2 separate regions of the Homo sapiens genome follow, and region 1 is linked to region 2. The links are chromatin contacts, found by Hi-C or POLR2A ChIA-PET in ENCODE. All regions are on one chromosome and are shown on one strand. Each heading gives the region's core, a stretch centred on a gene start or an enhancer-like site at or near the end of the contact. The rest is flanking DNA. Distances are from core to core; before and after follow the strand shown. Region 1 overlaps LOC105369905 (a long non-coding RNA gene). Region 2 overlaps LINC02391 (long intergenic non-protein coding RNA 2391).

Evidence for each region. Hi-C counts contacts between places; a loop is a spot of excess contacts on that map. ChIA-PET counts read pairs that join two places held with the same protein, here RNA polymerase II (POLR2A). Pooled maps may share reads with other maps.
Region 1: a loop to region 2 is called in a pooled map, with 5 times the contacts of the local background. The contact joins two enhancer-like sites. A Hi-C loop is called at or near these places in 1 of 168 maps with a recorded cell type or tissue (ovary) and 5 of 50 pooled maps. POLR2A ChIA-PET finds 5 or more read pairs at or near these places in 1 of 52 experiments (OCI-LY7).

What each region holds. Positions count from the first base shown.
Region 1 is chr12:92,588,059-92,595,915 of GRCh38, forward strand. The region is part of intron 1 of LOC105369905 (a long non-coding RNA gene); the gene reads left to right. Among named protein-coding and RNA genes, the nearest start is that of PLEKHG7, 110 kb to the right of the region's middle. RefSeq lists enhancers at 5,202-6,401, 5,641-5,740. Within about 2 kb of position 5,898, at least 14 of the 41 ENCODE cell types and tissues checked have a DNase peak (open chromatin) inside an H3K27ac peak, as active enhancers do.
Region 2 is chr12:92,295,403-92,302,306 of GRCh38, forward strand. The region is part of intron 2 of LINC02391 (long intergenic non-protein coding RNA 2391); the gene reads right to left. Among named protein-coding and RNA genes, the nearest start is that of LINC02391, 65 kb to the right of the region's middle. RefSeq lists enhancers at 2,580-2,669, 2,700-2,749. Within about 2 kb of position 2,674, at least 5 of the 41 ENCODE cell types and tissues checked have a DNase peak (open chromatin) inside an H3K27ac peak, as active enhancers do.

The DNA.
Region 1 (7,857 bases), core at 4,648-7,147, 300 kb after region 2:
TTAGATTGTTGTAGAATCGAAGAAAGCATTAAATGAGCTTGTAGACCAGATGGGTGCTTCTGTATGCTGAGATTTTCGTGATTATCATAAACAAAGCCATGTTTCAAGTTCATGTTATTTTGTGTGTGTTGTGTATATATAAAAATAAACCAGGCCGGGTGCGGTGGCTCACGCCTGTAATCCCAGCACTTTAGGAGGCCAAGATGGGTGCATCACAAGGTCAAGAGATCGAGACGATCCAGGCCAACATGGTGAAACCCCATCTCTACTAAAAATACAAAAAGTAACTGGGCATGGTGGCACATGCCTGTAGTCTCAGCTACTCGGGAGGCTGAGGCTGGGGAATCCCTTGAATCTGGGAGGCAGAGGTGTCAGTGAGCCAGGATCACACCACTGCACTCCAGCCTGGTGACAGAGTGAGACTCTGTCTAAAAAAAAAAAAAAAAAAAAAAAGGCCAGGCGCGGTGGTTCACGCCTGTAATCCCAACACTTTGGGAGGCTGAGGTGGCAGATCATGAGGTCAGGAGTTTGAGACCAGCCTGACCAACATGGTGAAATCCCATCTCTACTAAAAATATAAAAATTAGCTGGACGTGGTGGCATGCGCCTGTAATTCCAGCTACTCAGGAGGCTGAGGCAGGAGAATCGCTTGAACCCAGGAGGCAAGGTTGCAGTGAGCGGAGATAATGCCACTGCACTCCAGCCTGGGCGACAGAGCGAGACTCCATCTCAAAAAATAATAATAATACTCTTTTTTTATTATCATAAGAGAGTCAGGAAAATGGGAAAGAGTGCATTGTTGAGTTGAAAAGTCAAGTTAAAGTATTCACAGTGACTGAAAAGGAAATAAAAGAGGGAATCAACAGGACTTAAATAGAAGGAACATTGAGCTGTGGTGAGGGCCAAGTGTACAAAAAAGTGGACAGGTCTCAAGGGTTAGTGAGTTTTTCCAACAATGTTTAACAACTCATGGCTTTCCTACATCAGCCCTTTTCCCATACACCCCCAAATGCAGGGTCCAGAGTGATTGCACCACTGATTGCTGTGGGGGTTGGGGGGTGGGGAACCTGAGAAGCTCATTGCAGGGAAGACAGCAGTGGCTCTTTGTCTCCAGCTCCAAGCATATGTGTGTCTTTGTGAGTGCAGATCCTCAAGCATATGTCCCAATAGAAACATTCTACTCTATGGGCTTATTAAAGAATCTTAACACCTTCTAAAATTGCCCAAACCCTTATAGATGCCCAGTATTCAACAATGTGAACTGCTTGACCTATTCAGTCAGAAATAATAGAAAATGTATTAAAAGCACTACCTTTTCATGCTCTTAACATAATGCTTTGAATTTCCAGTGCATCCCAGTGGATTACTGTGAATTGTTTTGTAGGCACAAAATTTTCTGTTTGTTTTCCCTCCTACTGTATGCTATAATCTTTGAAAGTGTATTTATCCAAAGATGAAGGCACTTGTTTCTCCCCCAGCCTTCTCTGGAGGAGCACTTAACAGCATGTAGGAAAGCCTATGTTTAAAGTCTGGTTGACCCCCTAGTCGATTTCCCACCCCCGTGATTGCTCTCTTTTAATTTTCATCACAGTTCCCACCTCATTCTCCACCCCACTGACTCTCTAGGCTATCTTCCTGTTACCTGTGTTAGAATACTCCCACTCCTCTTGCCACCCCTGTGTTCAAGAGTCATAACCCTTTGGAGTGCTGTGTCTCTGTGAAAGAAGACAGAGACTGGTCAGACTCAAGGCCTTCAGGAGATTTTATGAATGTGATGGTGCCCATAGCTCCATAGGAACTATGATTATCATCATCAGCCCAGCTAGCAAAACAGACCTGCTCATCACGGTTTATACATGAAAGGGAAAAACCATTTTTCCCATCTTGCAATGATGAGCTTCTCCTTTAGGTGTGTTTTTGAATGATCTCCTGCCATTTTCTCCCCAAGAACTCTTAACATTATTTGACATTCACTTCAGCATCTTGCGACTTGGGTCCAGGAACAATAAACCAAAATAACCAAGTAAAGGAAACATGCATTCTTTATTTTTTCCCCATCCAAACACTTGCTCACTTAGAGCATTCACTGGTGAAAAGCAATGCACCTCCAGCTGGAGAGGAAGAAAGCACAGGGAAACCAGGATGGAATAAGAGTGAATTTGCTATATGGAGAGAATGTCAGATTTTTGGTTTGAATGGGGAGAAAAAGAAAAAGAATAACTTCAAAGGTACTCTGCCTTTGAGCAGGGTAATCAGCACATTTCACCTCATTTTAACTGAATATAGCCTTGCAAGTCCACTGATTCTCTCCTATTTTATTGAGAAAAATCACAAGAGCTTCCCAAATTTTTCTTTTCTTTGTCAGCATTTTATAGACGATTGGGGACAAGTTCTTTGGGCACAGACAGGCCTGAATTAAATTCAAGACTTCTCTGTCATTTACCAGGTGCTTGATCTTTCCAAGGAAGTTTCCTAATTGTAAAAAGGTAAAAATCATGCTGATGTTATCAATATGTTCTGAAATTTTATTTACATAATGTATCGAAAGCCCCTAGTCCTTTCTTAAGCTTAACATAAAACTACTGGTTCTTGATCTGTGTTTAATAACATGGGTCAAATCAAGTGTTTAATAAGTGGTTAGTATTATTTCTTTGTTTTCTTTGCTAGAGATATGGAAAAGAATAAGAAAATAAGCAAGGAAAGAAGCCATGGGGATAAAAGGGTTTGGAGTGTAAACTAACACACATCTCATAACTAAAAGGACTCCTACCAATATAGGAACTACTGGAACATTGTCTCTTAACTGGTCCTCTATTTCTAGATTCTGCCTATGATCTATATCAGTAGTCTCCAAAATACAGTACGTGCAATCAAGCAGGTGTACAAAACAATCAATGGGGGAGATGGAAGAGAACATTAGAACTTCTGTATATACCCACTTTTATCAAATAAAATAAGAGATTAAGCTTTTCTGATATTTAATATGTCATGGCACTCTCAGTCTCTATGTTAGTGATCACCCCTCACATAGGATATGTGGGAAGTCTTGAGGGAAAATGGGAGTCTATAAATCACAGGAGTGGACAGTGATTCCCTAACATTTTCATTTGTTTAATAATTTATGATACATGCCCAGTTGAGTGAATACGTGGAACTATTGTCTAATTCTAACTTGCTGAAAAAATCATAAAATAAGTGAGAAACTTAAAAAGACCCCAAAAATAAATAATGGGTCAAAGATACCACAACAAAGCAAGCCACGTGGTAGAAAAAGTTGATTGTTCTCCACTTAGAAGTACTTTGTCACCATATTACAATATATGGTATAATATAATTATATACATAATAATTATAATTAGATCTGACAAGAGATTAGCTCACCTCAAGAAGATGAATTGGAATATGGATTTATACATACACTCCTTAACAATGTCACCCTAGGTAGACAATAAAATATTAGCTATAATGTTTAGTAAGACTTTAAAACTAAGTAATCAGTACACTAACAGTGTGGCTGTATTAGTCCATTCTCACACTGCTATAAAGAACTAGCTGATACTGGGTAATTTATGAAGACAAGAGGTTTAATTGACTCACAGCTCCACAGGCTGTACAGGAAGAATGGCTGGGAGGCCTCAGAAAACTTACAATCATGGCAGAAGTCTAAGGGGAAGCAAGCATTTCCTACCATGGCAGAGCAGGAGGGAGAGTGAAGAGGGAAGTGTTACACACTTTTAAACAACCAGATCTTGGGAGAACTCACTTACTATCAGGAGAACGGCAAGTGGAAAATCCGCTCCCATGATCCAATCACCTCTCACTAGGCCCCTCCTCCAACACTGAAGATCACAGTTCAACATGAGATTTGGTGGGGACAAAGAGTCAAACCATATCAATGGCTTTTGGTGAGATAAAAATTGAAAATCAAATTTTACCTCTCTCTTATGCTTTTTAATATCCACATATGTACTTTATACTGTACAAAAGTTATTAGTACAAGCATGCACGTATATAAATTACACATAAACAGAGCCTGGCACGGTGGCTCATGCCTGTAATCCCAGCACTTTGGGAGGTCGAGGAGGGCGGATCACTTGAGGTCAGGAGTTTAAGACCAGCCTGGCCAACATGGCGAAACCCCGTGTCTACCAAAAATACAAAAATTAGCCAGGTGTGGTGGTGTGCACCTGTAATTCCAGCTACTCAGAAGGCTAAAGCAGGAGAACACTTGAACCAGGGAGGCGGAGGTTGCAGTGAGCTGAGATCCTGCCACTGCACTCCAGCCTGGGTGACAGAGTGAGACTCTGCCTCAAAAAAAAGAAACAAAAAACTTACACATAAAGAGATATGAATATATGAGTGGGACATGCTCCAACATGATGGGGCATGTTACTGAAAGCTTGGAGGGCATTCCCTACGCTGATGCTGTGTGTTAGCCTTGCCTTTGGGTTATGCCACACCTCTGCTGTCTTGGTCAGCTTACACCACTATCACAGAGTACCAGCGGCTGGGCAGCTTAAACAACAAACACCTAATTCTCAGAGTTCCAGAGACTGGAAAGGTCAAGATCAAGATACCAGTACATTTGGTGTCTTGCGAGGGCCTGTTTCCTGGTCCGTAGATGGCTGTCTTCTTGCTGTGTCCTCAGCAGGTGGAAAAAGAGCTAGCTAGCTTTCTGGGGTCCCTTTTATAAGAACACCAATTCCATTCATAGGGGCTCCACTCTTATGACCTAAATACCTCTCAGAGGCCCTACCTCCCAATATCATCACATTGGGGGTTAGGATTTCAACATGTGAATATTCAGTCCATAGCACCTGCAGAAGGATCTACCTTTAACAGTTCTCTGTTGTCAAATGAATATGGTGTGAGCTACTTACAGGCACATAAGGTACTTTCTAACCTGGCCCCAGCCCTGGTAAGAAACAGACTGGCATAGGTAGTTTGAAGAGAGATTAATAGAAGGACTACAAAGATGTAGGTGGACTCTAGAGAAACTACGAGGGATAGTAATGTGGAAAGATGGGAGGAGGTGCCTGCCCCCCGACCGCAGGCCTAAAGTGGTGGAAAGGAGGAAAGAGAGAGGCTGTGTGGAGAGGGCCCTTGCTGAGACCTTCAGGGAAGGAATGCAGCCAGCTCAAGGCCACCCTGACCCCTCTCCTCTCACCCTTACCTGCGCCCTATTTACTGAATCCAACACAGAGGGAAGATATTGAGGTGGCCCACACAAGCAGCTTTCCATGACACAGAATTGAATAGAGAAGGGTAGTGGACCTGGAGAAACCAACGGAAGATATTCAAACCAATCTCTTTCCAAATTTCTCATTCATTCATTCATTCACTGATACTTTTATTTCTTCATTCAACAACTTCGATTGAGTGCTGTGTCAGGAACTGACTAGGATACTAGAGATACACCAGGAACAAGACAGTTGGTGTCCTGACCCTGATGTCTCATGCTACCTTCCAGAGAAGCAGGTAAAAAACATGGTGAGAGGTAAAATAATTACAGGTCACAATACATTCCTAGTGATAGATGCTGTGATGGGGAATAACAGGGGACTTGCATCAGGGAAAGTGGCCATGGATGATCTTCCTGAGGAGGTAAGACCTGAGGATAGAGAAGGGATTGGCCATGAAAATAGGTTGGGAAGAATATTCTACAAATAAGAAGCAGAATGTGCAGCAGCCCTGAAGTAGAACTCTGCTGTGGTGATCCAGGCACAAAAAGGAACAAGTGTGGCCAGGGTTGGGAAGTAAGAGATGGGCTCGGGACGGTGGGCAGGGACCGCCCCCTGCCAGGCTCCACCAGCTACAGTAAGGAGCTTGGGCAATGACACGTCCTTGAACCAGGGCATTTTGTAAACATCCTTCTGAACTGCTCACCCTGCCAAATATTGTGGCTTTCATGTGTCATGCCTCTGTGCCTTTGCGCATGTAGTGCCCCTGCCTAGAAACTCACCCCCTCTCTTCTACCAGACAGTTACTCATCCTGTGTGACCCAGTTTATATGTCATTTCCTGTGCGAAGCCTTTCTTGGTCTCCTCAGTCTGTCTCAGTCACTTCCTCTTCTGTGCTCCCTTAGCACTTTGTACATGTCTCCCTGCTTTGTCACTATTTGTTTACTGATCATCCCTCTCTCAGGACAGTGAACTCTTTGAAGGCAAAAGCTATTTTACGCTTCTTTGCATCCCTACCCTACTCCACCTCACACCCCCAAGCCCTTGAAGAACTGATACCATGTTCATCTTTGCATCCTCACCCTACTCTTCCCCCAACCCCTAGTTCACCTGGCCCAGGGTGTGCCACGTTAGTAACATCCAAGAATGCATGCTGCATGAATAAAGTTGCAGAAAATAGACCTCCCACTAATTCTGACCTTCAATAGCAATAATACCTGCCCAGAAGAGGCTACCAGTGAATTGTGATGTTTTAAAGCTTCCTGAGCATATAAGACAGCTGCTGGAATCCACTTAAGCAATTAGAAGTTAGATGTTCAACTAGAGTTTACAGGATGCCTTTAATCTATAAAGGATAATAATAGGTAACATTTATTAAATGCTTACTGTATACCAGTCTATTCTAGCAGCTGCACTAGAATGTATTCATTTAATCTTCAGAACAAAACTCTGAGCTGTTTACTCATACTAACCTACTTTACAGATGAGGAAACTGAGGTACAGTGGGGTTAACTGATTCAATGAGGACCACACAGCCAGTAACAGGCAGGACAGGGATTGAGACCCAGGTAGTCCAGCTCCAGAACCCAAACTCTTTTTGCGTGTGTGGATAATTTTTTTTTCTTTTGTTTTTTTGTTTGTTTGTTGTTGTTCCTGTTTTGTTTTGTTTTTGTTTTTTTGAGATGGAGTTTCACTCTTTTTGCTCAGGCTGGAGTGCAGTGGCACAATCTCGGCTCACTGCAACCTCCGCCTCCCGGGTTCAAGCAATTCTCCTCCTCAGCCTCCTGAGTAGCTGGGACTACAGGTGGACACCACCATGCCTAGCTAAGTTTTTGTATTTTTAGTAGAGACAGGGTTTCACCATATTGGCCAGGATGGTCTCTATCTCCTGACCTCGTGATCTGCCTGCCTCGGCCTCCCAAAATGCTGGGATTACAGGCGTGAGCCACCACGCCCAGCCACTTTTTTTTTTAATTTATTTTTTAACTTTTAGTTTCAGGGTTACATGTGCAGGTTTGCTCTATAAATACACTGCATGTCAAGGGAGTTTGGTGTACATATTATTTCATCACCCAGGTAATTACCATACTACCCAATAGGTAGTTTTTTGATTCTCACCCTCCTACCCTCCACCCTCTAGTAAGCCCCAGTGTCTATTGTTCCCTTCTCTGTGTCCATGCATATTCAATGTTCAGCTCCCAGTTATAAGTAACAACATGCGGTGTTTGGCTTCCTGTTCCTGCATTAGTTCACTTAAGACAGTGGCCTCCAGCTCCATCCATGTTGCTGCCATCTCTAACAGACTCCCTTCAAAGATAGAAAAATAGCAATAATAATTTCCTGTTTGTGGATGAAGCTAATACTATAAAAGTTCGTCTTCCTCATCATTATCATTTACAGTCACATCATCTCTCCAAAAGAGATGGATTTGTGTAGACTCGTTGTCATTCTCAGTACCATATGTGCACAATGGCTGCTCATATTTAGTGGAGGGTCTTCATTGTCTGCCCTACCCCATCAAGGAAATAGAAAAATCTCTGTCTGTCTCTCATGGGTATTTTGCCCTGGAGGACACTCAATGCATATTTCTTCAATTAAACCAACCCAACTAAGGAATGTACCTTAAGTGAGAGAGACTTAGTTCACACCTTGAACCAGCTGATTCATGGTAGACCCA
Region 2 (6,904 bases), core at 1,424-3,923:
GCATTATCTTTCTTATCAGCCACATCACAAAACTGAAATGTTTCTTATAAAAAAATTAACCCTACACAGCTCAGTGTCACCTCGATGATCACACTGGTCTCTTTTTCCAAGCATGACAAGTACATATTCTCCTAAGGGGATATAACATTTTTATGTCCCTTGCAACATGAGCAGCCCTCAGCAGTCATGTTCTGTGCCCTACAAACCCGTCCTACTGAGCCACAGATGATTATGCTGAGGATTGTCACCTTCCTCGTGGACAGCAACCCACAGACTGGCCAGCGACCTATTAGAAAGCATGGCATGAAGAGATGGGATGGGCCCATTGGACTCTTTCTCTTGGAATTTCAAACAGTAAATACTGAGAGGATGAGGCAATAGAGTGGGAGTTAAAGCAGAAGAATGCTGTGAGACAGAATCATGGCCCTGAGGAATGATGGGAAAGTGAAGTTCTAAGGGAGTAAAAATTTTGAGTTGGAAGAAAGTATGAGGGAGATACAGAAGACAGAGGAAGCCAGTGAATGAGGAGAAAGGTGAGAAGCAGGTGCAGAAACAGTGCCGATGAAATGCCAGTGGTGGAACTCCCAAGTGAAGGTGCTGGCAACCTGGCTCCTCTGTGATTCCAGCTCTTCCTGGGGCTGGGTTTCCACACAAATACCCTGTGTGGATGTCTATCATTGTCATGATCACTTTCTAATTATCTATTCACATGTGGTTCTCCCCAGCTGAATACTGAACTCACAGTAGAAGCTCAATACATAGATGTCCCTACAACCAATGAATATTTTGCATATTTATCCTGACAACAAACCTATTATTTTTACAATTAACAACACTAATCGAGAAACTCCTAAATTTTCCCTGCCCCCTATCCTGTTTGTCTCCTACCAAATACCCCATTGCCATCTGAATGATCTACCTAAAATGCAAATTTAATCACCTAACTCCCCTGTACCTCCGCTCTGTACTCACAGGGCACCTAAATAGGTGCATTCTCTCCACCTTGGTGTCTTGTGCCTGCTCTCTTCTCTGCCTGGAATTCTTTCTCTCCCTTGACTGCTTTACCTGTGGTATTGTCTACCTATTAAACTGTATATCATTCTACAAGATCTGATCTAGATCTTCATCTTGGAAGCCTTCTATGGCCTCCCAAGGAGAACTGAGCTCTTCTACCTTTGCGCCTTTACTGTGACAGGGGCTATTTAAGCAACTGTTTGTTTATATTACTTATACTTTTATCAGTATTTCTCAAAATATGATCCAAAGAACAATTACTTCAGAAATACCTGCCTATAAAAATGCAAAGTCTTCATCCTCATTTTATTTTTACTATTTATTTATTTATTTATTTATTTATTTTTGAGACGGAGTTTGGCTGTTGTCATCCAGGCTGGAGTGCAATGGTGCGATCTTGGCTCACTGCAACCTCCGCCTCCCGTGTTCCTTGTCCTCATTTTAAATAGGCATCCCTGGGACCTCTGGGGTTACTAAAGTTTGGAAACCACCCCATTGAACTTTAAACTCCTCAAGGGCAGGCATCATCTATTACTCTTCCTTGTATTACCTCTATCTGGCACGTGGTAGGTAATGAACTGAAAAACAGTTCATTGCTTTTGAGCCACGGGTTAGCCTTCTGTAACTCCTGCTATGTGTAACCTTTTCAAACAAACAAACAAAAAAATTGAGACAGGGTCTCATTCTGTTACCCAGGCTGGAGTGCAGTGGCATAATCACAGCTAAAGTGATCTCCCCACAGCCTCCCGAGTAGCTGGGACTACAGGTACATATCACCATGCCCAGCTAATTTTTGTATTTTTTGTAGAGATAGGGTTTTGCCATGTTGCCCAGGCTGGTCTCGAACTCCTTGGCTCAAGAGATCCACCTGCCTGGGCTGGGATTACAGGCATGAGCCACTGCTTCTGGCCTTAGGTGTAACCTTTTACGAATGCAGGAGCTCAGAATCCAGCCTTTTTCACCACCCTATCTACCCTACCCCAGATCCTAACCCAGGGCCCTGGCACATGATGGACACTTAATAAACACTTTTTCACTGAGAAAAAGATGAAAGAAAAGATGGTCTACAGAAGCTGAGTGCTGTGCAGCAGGGCAGAAATGCAGCCAAAGCATCAATAAGATTAGCACAAGGACTGTTCAGTTACTCAGGAGGAGATGCTAAGTAAGAGCAGGAGCTGGCAATGCTCTGCTGTTCCTTTGTAGAAATCCTTGATGTGGGCTGTGAAATGTCAAATCCAGATTTGATTAAGCGCAACTCCAAATCCCTAAGGCAAGTGTGTATCCACGGTCTTAATGTAATTATTGGAGCCACCTCCGTCTGCTACATACTTTCAAAAGGGCTGAACTAGCACCCCATCCATTGATACCGACTGCTACAAAATGAGGCCTGCAATTAATTCATCACGTCCCAGGCAGATAATGCCTAAGAAGCTTCATCTGGCTCCTTCCTGAAAATTGAAGCATTAAATTGAACAAACAAACAAAAAATCCCTCTCATCTGCTGAAAATTCAGGAGGAAGGGCGGGTCCTAACAGCCACAGTGAAAATCAAAGTTTTGCTTCTTTTGTTGTCTGTTTTGGAACTTTCCACTTCCTCCTTCAAATGATAACCTATCAACTTTCAGTTCAACTATATTTTAAATTTTTTAAGGCAGAAGCCAATAAACAACACGAACTGTTACAAGGGCAACGGACTTCTAGTAGAATGAGTCAGTAGATACAAGTGGGGAACTTGGCTTCCTTTGCTTATACTCACTTGAGGTTTGGGCAAAAACATCAGGCCAAAACCTCGTCTGGATTCAGAGTAGGCACATTCAGGTCTATCAGATTAAACCCAAATGCCACAGCTTCACTGGAGCAGCCCAGATATTTCCCCACTGCATTCTCAGAGGGAAGAGGGATGAGGGCATCTGCTCCCAAGCTCAACCACAACCCAGAGCTCCACTTTGTTATGTGAAATTCAGAACACATTTGTTCCCGCTCTCTTTCTTTTTCTTTCAAAATTTTCTCCTGCCCTTTACTTAGGGTCTGGACGGAATCAAAATCCTGAGAGCCAAAGACACCAGGGGAAAGGCTGCTTTATTGTGAAATCCAATCTCAGTGAAAGCAAGATGGATCAGCAATCTTTTGACCTCACCCAGTGGCAAAGTCTAAACTGATCCACATGGTTTAGAGAACTCGGAAAAGATCTGATGAGTTGTCACACCGCTAACACTTGAGTTTTGTTTGTCATCCTATATAGAAATGATTCCAGAGTTTTTTCAAATTTCTGGAGCTTCTTAAAGCAAGACCAACAAGTGTCTGGGTGACCTTAGAACCAATCTATGTTTCTGGGACTCTTGAGATCAGCCCGGGCCAGATATTTAGAGGCTATAATGTCATACCACTAACACTTGAGTTTTGTTTGTCATCCTATATAGAAATGATTCCAGAGTTTTTTCAAATTTCTGTAGTTTCTTAAAGCAAGACCAACGAGTTTCTGGGTGACCTTGGAACCAATCCATGTTTCTGGGATTCTTGAGGTCAGCCCAGGCCAGATATTTAGAGGCTATAATGGACACTATTGGATCAATCTGCACTAGACTCACCACAGGAGATAGATCATTTCCAAACCAACGTCTAGCTTGGGGGAGGCGGGAAGTAAGTGGATTTTCACTATCTTTTGGTTCCCATTTCAAGAGCTAATCCCAGACATGGCAGTGACATTAAGGCTTGAATTCTTGCAAAAGCTGCCACTAGAAGGACTGGCTTAAATATCATAGCAGTTTTTATGCACAAATTATATTAGACGTAGATCGTACCTTTCAGGAACTTCCTTGCCTAAAAGCACCCATTGCCTCATTCTCTCTAGACCTACATATGAAATCTAAACTCACATAAATCCCTTCCAGCTTGCCCTCATCTCCCCTTTAATCTTCTCCCTATCCTTGCCATGCATTCTACCCTCTGGCCCGAGGACTGACAATTTTTTTTCTGCAAAGAGAGAGCCAAATAGTAAATATTTTGGGCCTCTAGCTCATGTAGTCTCTGTCATACCTACTCAACTCTGCTGTTGTAGACAAAAGCAGTCATAGACAATATATGCACAAATGAGCATGGCTATGTTTCAATAAAACTTTATTTACAAAAACAGTGGCTGGGCATAGTGGCTCATGCCTGTAATCTTAGCACTTTGGGAGGCCATAGTGGGTAGATCACTTGAGCCCAGGAGTTGGTGACTAACCTGGGCAACATGCAGAAACTCTGTCTCTACTAAAAATATTAAAGGTAGTGGCAAAAACCGCAACTGCTTTTGCACCAACCTAATAGAAAAATTAGCTGGGCATGGTGGTGTGTGCCTGTGGTCCCAGCTAGTTGAAGAGCTGAGGTAGGAGGATGGCTTGAGCCTGGGAGTTGGAGATTGCAGTGAGCTGAGATCACGAGACTGCGCTCCAGCCTGGGAGATAGAAAGAGACCCTGTTTCAAAAAAAGAAGAGGAAGAAGGAGGAGGAGGAGGAGGAGGGGGAGGAAGAGGAGAAGGAGGAGGAGGGGAAGAAAAAAGGCACAGTAAAGAGAAAGAGGTGTTATTTTAGAGTGCTTAGGAAAGGCCACTTTGATGAGGCCATATGGGAGCAAAGATAAACATAAAGCATGAGTTCAAGCTATGTGGATATGACAGGTAGGGAAAATATTCTAGGCAGAGAGAAAAGCAAGCGCACATGTTTGGTATATTGGAAGAAGAGAAAGGAGGCCAGTTGGGTTGGAGTCCAGGGAATGAATGGAAGTTGAGACCAAAGAGGTAGATGTGGTAAAATTTTGTATGTCCTTTCAGGCCGTGTAAAAGAATTTGATTTTTATTCTTAATGAGACTGGAAACCATTGAAAGAAGAGTGATATGATCTACCTTCTTGGTTACTGGGATGACCCTAGCAGCCATGTGAAATAGACTTTAGGAAGGTAGGAGTAAAAGCAGAGAGACCTAATAAGAGGCTATTGTACTAATCCACATGACAAATGATGTCCAGGGTGATCAGAGCAGAGGGGCTAAGAGTTGTCAGATTCTGAATATATATTGAAGGCAGAGATGAAAAGTAGAGTGTGAAGGAAGTATGGAGCCAAGGAGGAGCCAAAATTTTTTACCTGATTAAGTAGGAAAATGTAGTTTTCCTTTATTGAGATGGTGAAGACTATAGAAGAAACAGATGAGTGGAAGTAATGAAGATTTTTTTTTTAATGATGTTATGTTGGACCTCTCAGTGGAAATGTTAAGTAGGTAGTTAAGTAAGTGCTTTGGAGTTCAGTAGCAATGTCATGGGTAGAGGTAAATAGTTGGGAGTTACCTGAAATAGATGGTACTTAAAGACACGAAATGAGGTTGGAGAATCACTTGGGAGAAGTGAGAAAAGAAGAGATCAGGGACTGAGCTCTGGGGCACTCAAATGTTTTGAGAGTGGGAAGATGAAGAGCTAACAACAACAGCAACAAACTTATAAAGAGTGACTAGTGAGATAGAAAGTGAAGTGAGAGTGACCTCTCAGGGGCTAAGTGAAGAAAGTGTCTCAAGAAGGAGGAAATGAACAACTTTGGGAAGTATTGCTAACATATTGAGCAAGGTAAGGACAGAGACATGACCCAGACTGAGCAGCATGGGAGCCACTGTTGACTTTGACAAGAACAGTTTGAGGAGGGGTAAAGATAAAAGCCTGTGTAGACTGTATATAACAGAGAATGCGAAGGGCCTAAATGGTATCTTCGGTCTGGGATCTCAAAATACTTTATACTCTATGATAACATTTTTCATAATGAGAATTATTGACTTACATAGTGATCTTAAGAGCAATTTAAATGTTGAATCATTTATAAAATTGTTAATCATCTTTTACTTGTTTTTATTTTATTTTTGTTTTTCACATTCTACAACACAACACTAGGCACATAGTACATACTCATTAAATGTTTGTTAAATGAATATGAAATTGTAATTTAAGAAGGAAAGATTTCATATAAATGAATATGAATGCCATTTTGACTGCAAAAAGTGACACTTAAAAGCAGAAGTTTAAAAGGGTGGAATGAGTACTATGTGCTATATAGCATTGTGACACTATGGATATTTGGTTATACCCTGATCATGTTACTCCTCTTTCAGTTCTTTAAATTATACATATATCATCCTGTATAGTATATAGTGAGATCACTCAGGGGAACTAGTCCAATTTTACTAAAAATGATAGTGAGGCTCTGGAGGAGATAGGAAATTTGCCCTCATTCTGTAGATTGCGTATACTTGGTAAAAGAGTCCACAAAATTTGTATCACTGCTTTCTTTTGAGGTTCCAATGTTACTAATTCACCATAATTGTAAGAAAACTCCAAAAATGTTCACTTCCTTATCTTTTAGTTAAAGATCCACTCAAAAAAGTGAGAATTACTACAATGAGTTACTTTGGGATCTGAATAACATTGGATTGATTAATTCTCTCTGTTGCAATGATTATTTGAGCATTCAGTCCTTAGAGTTATGACTATTAAAGCACAGAAGCACAAATTATTACATGATGATTAAAGTGTCTTTGTGGATATACTGCTCAATAAAATTAACACTGAGATCTGAAACACCATGTTCAAAAGTCAAATGATTTTTCCAAGCGGAAAAGGGAGCCTCATTTTGGCAGATAAAAATTGCGATACTTCTATCTCTGAGTAAGGATTAGTGTAGTCAGTTATTGAAAATTAGTGATCTGACTATATTGTATTTATTTAATATAGGAAGAAGTCTTTATAAATGTTGGGTGAGTCATTTCATAAGACTAAAGCCAAGCAAAATTAGAGCCCTCCTGGTTGAAGGTATTTTTATTGCAATGAGAAGGTTTCTTTCTGAGTATTAGACATACAAGTGTGGTCTAACTTTGG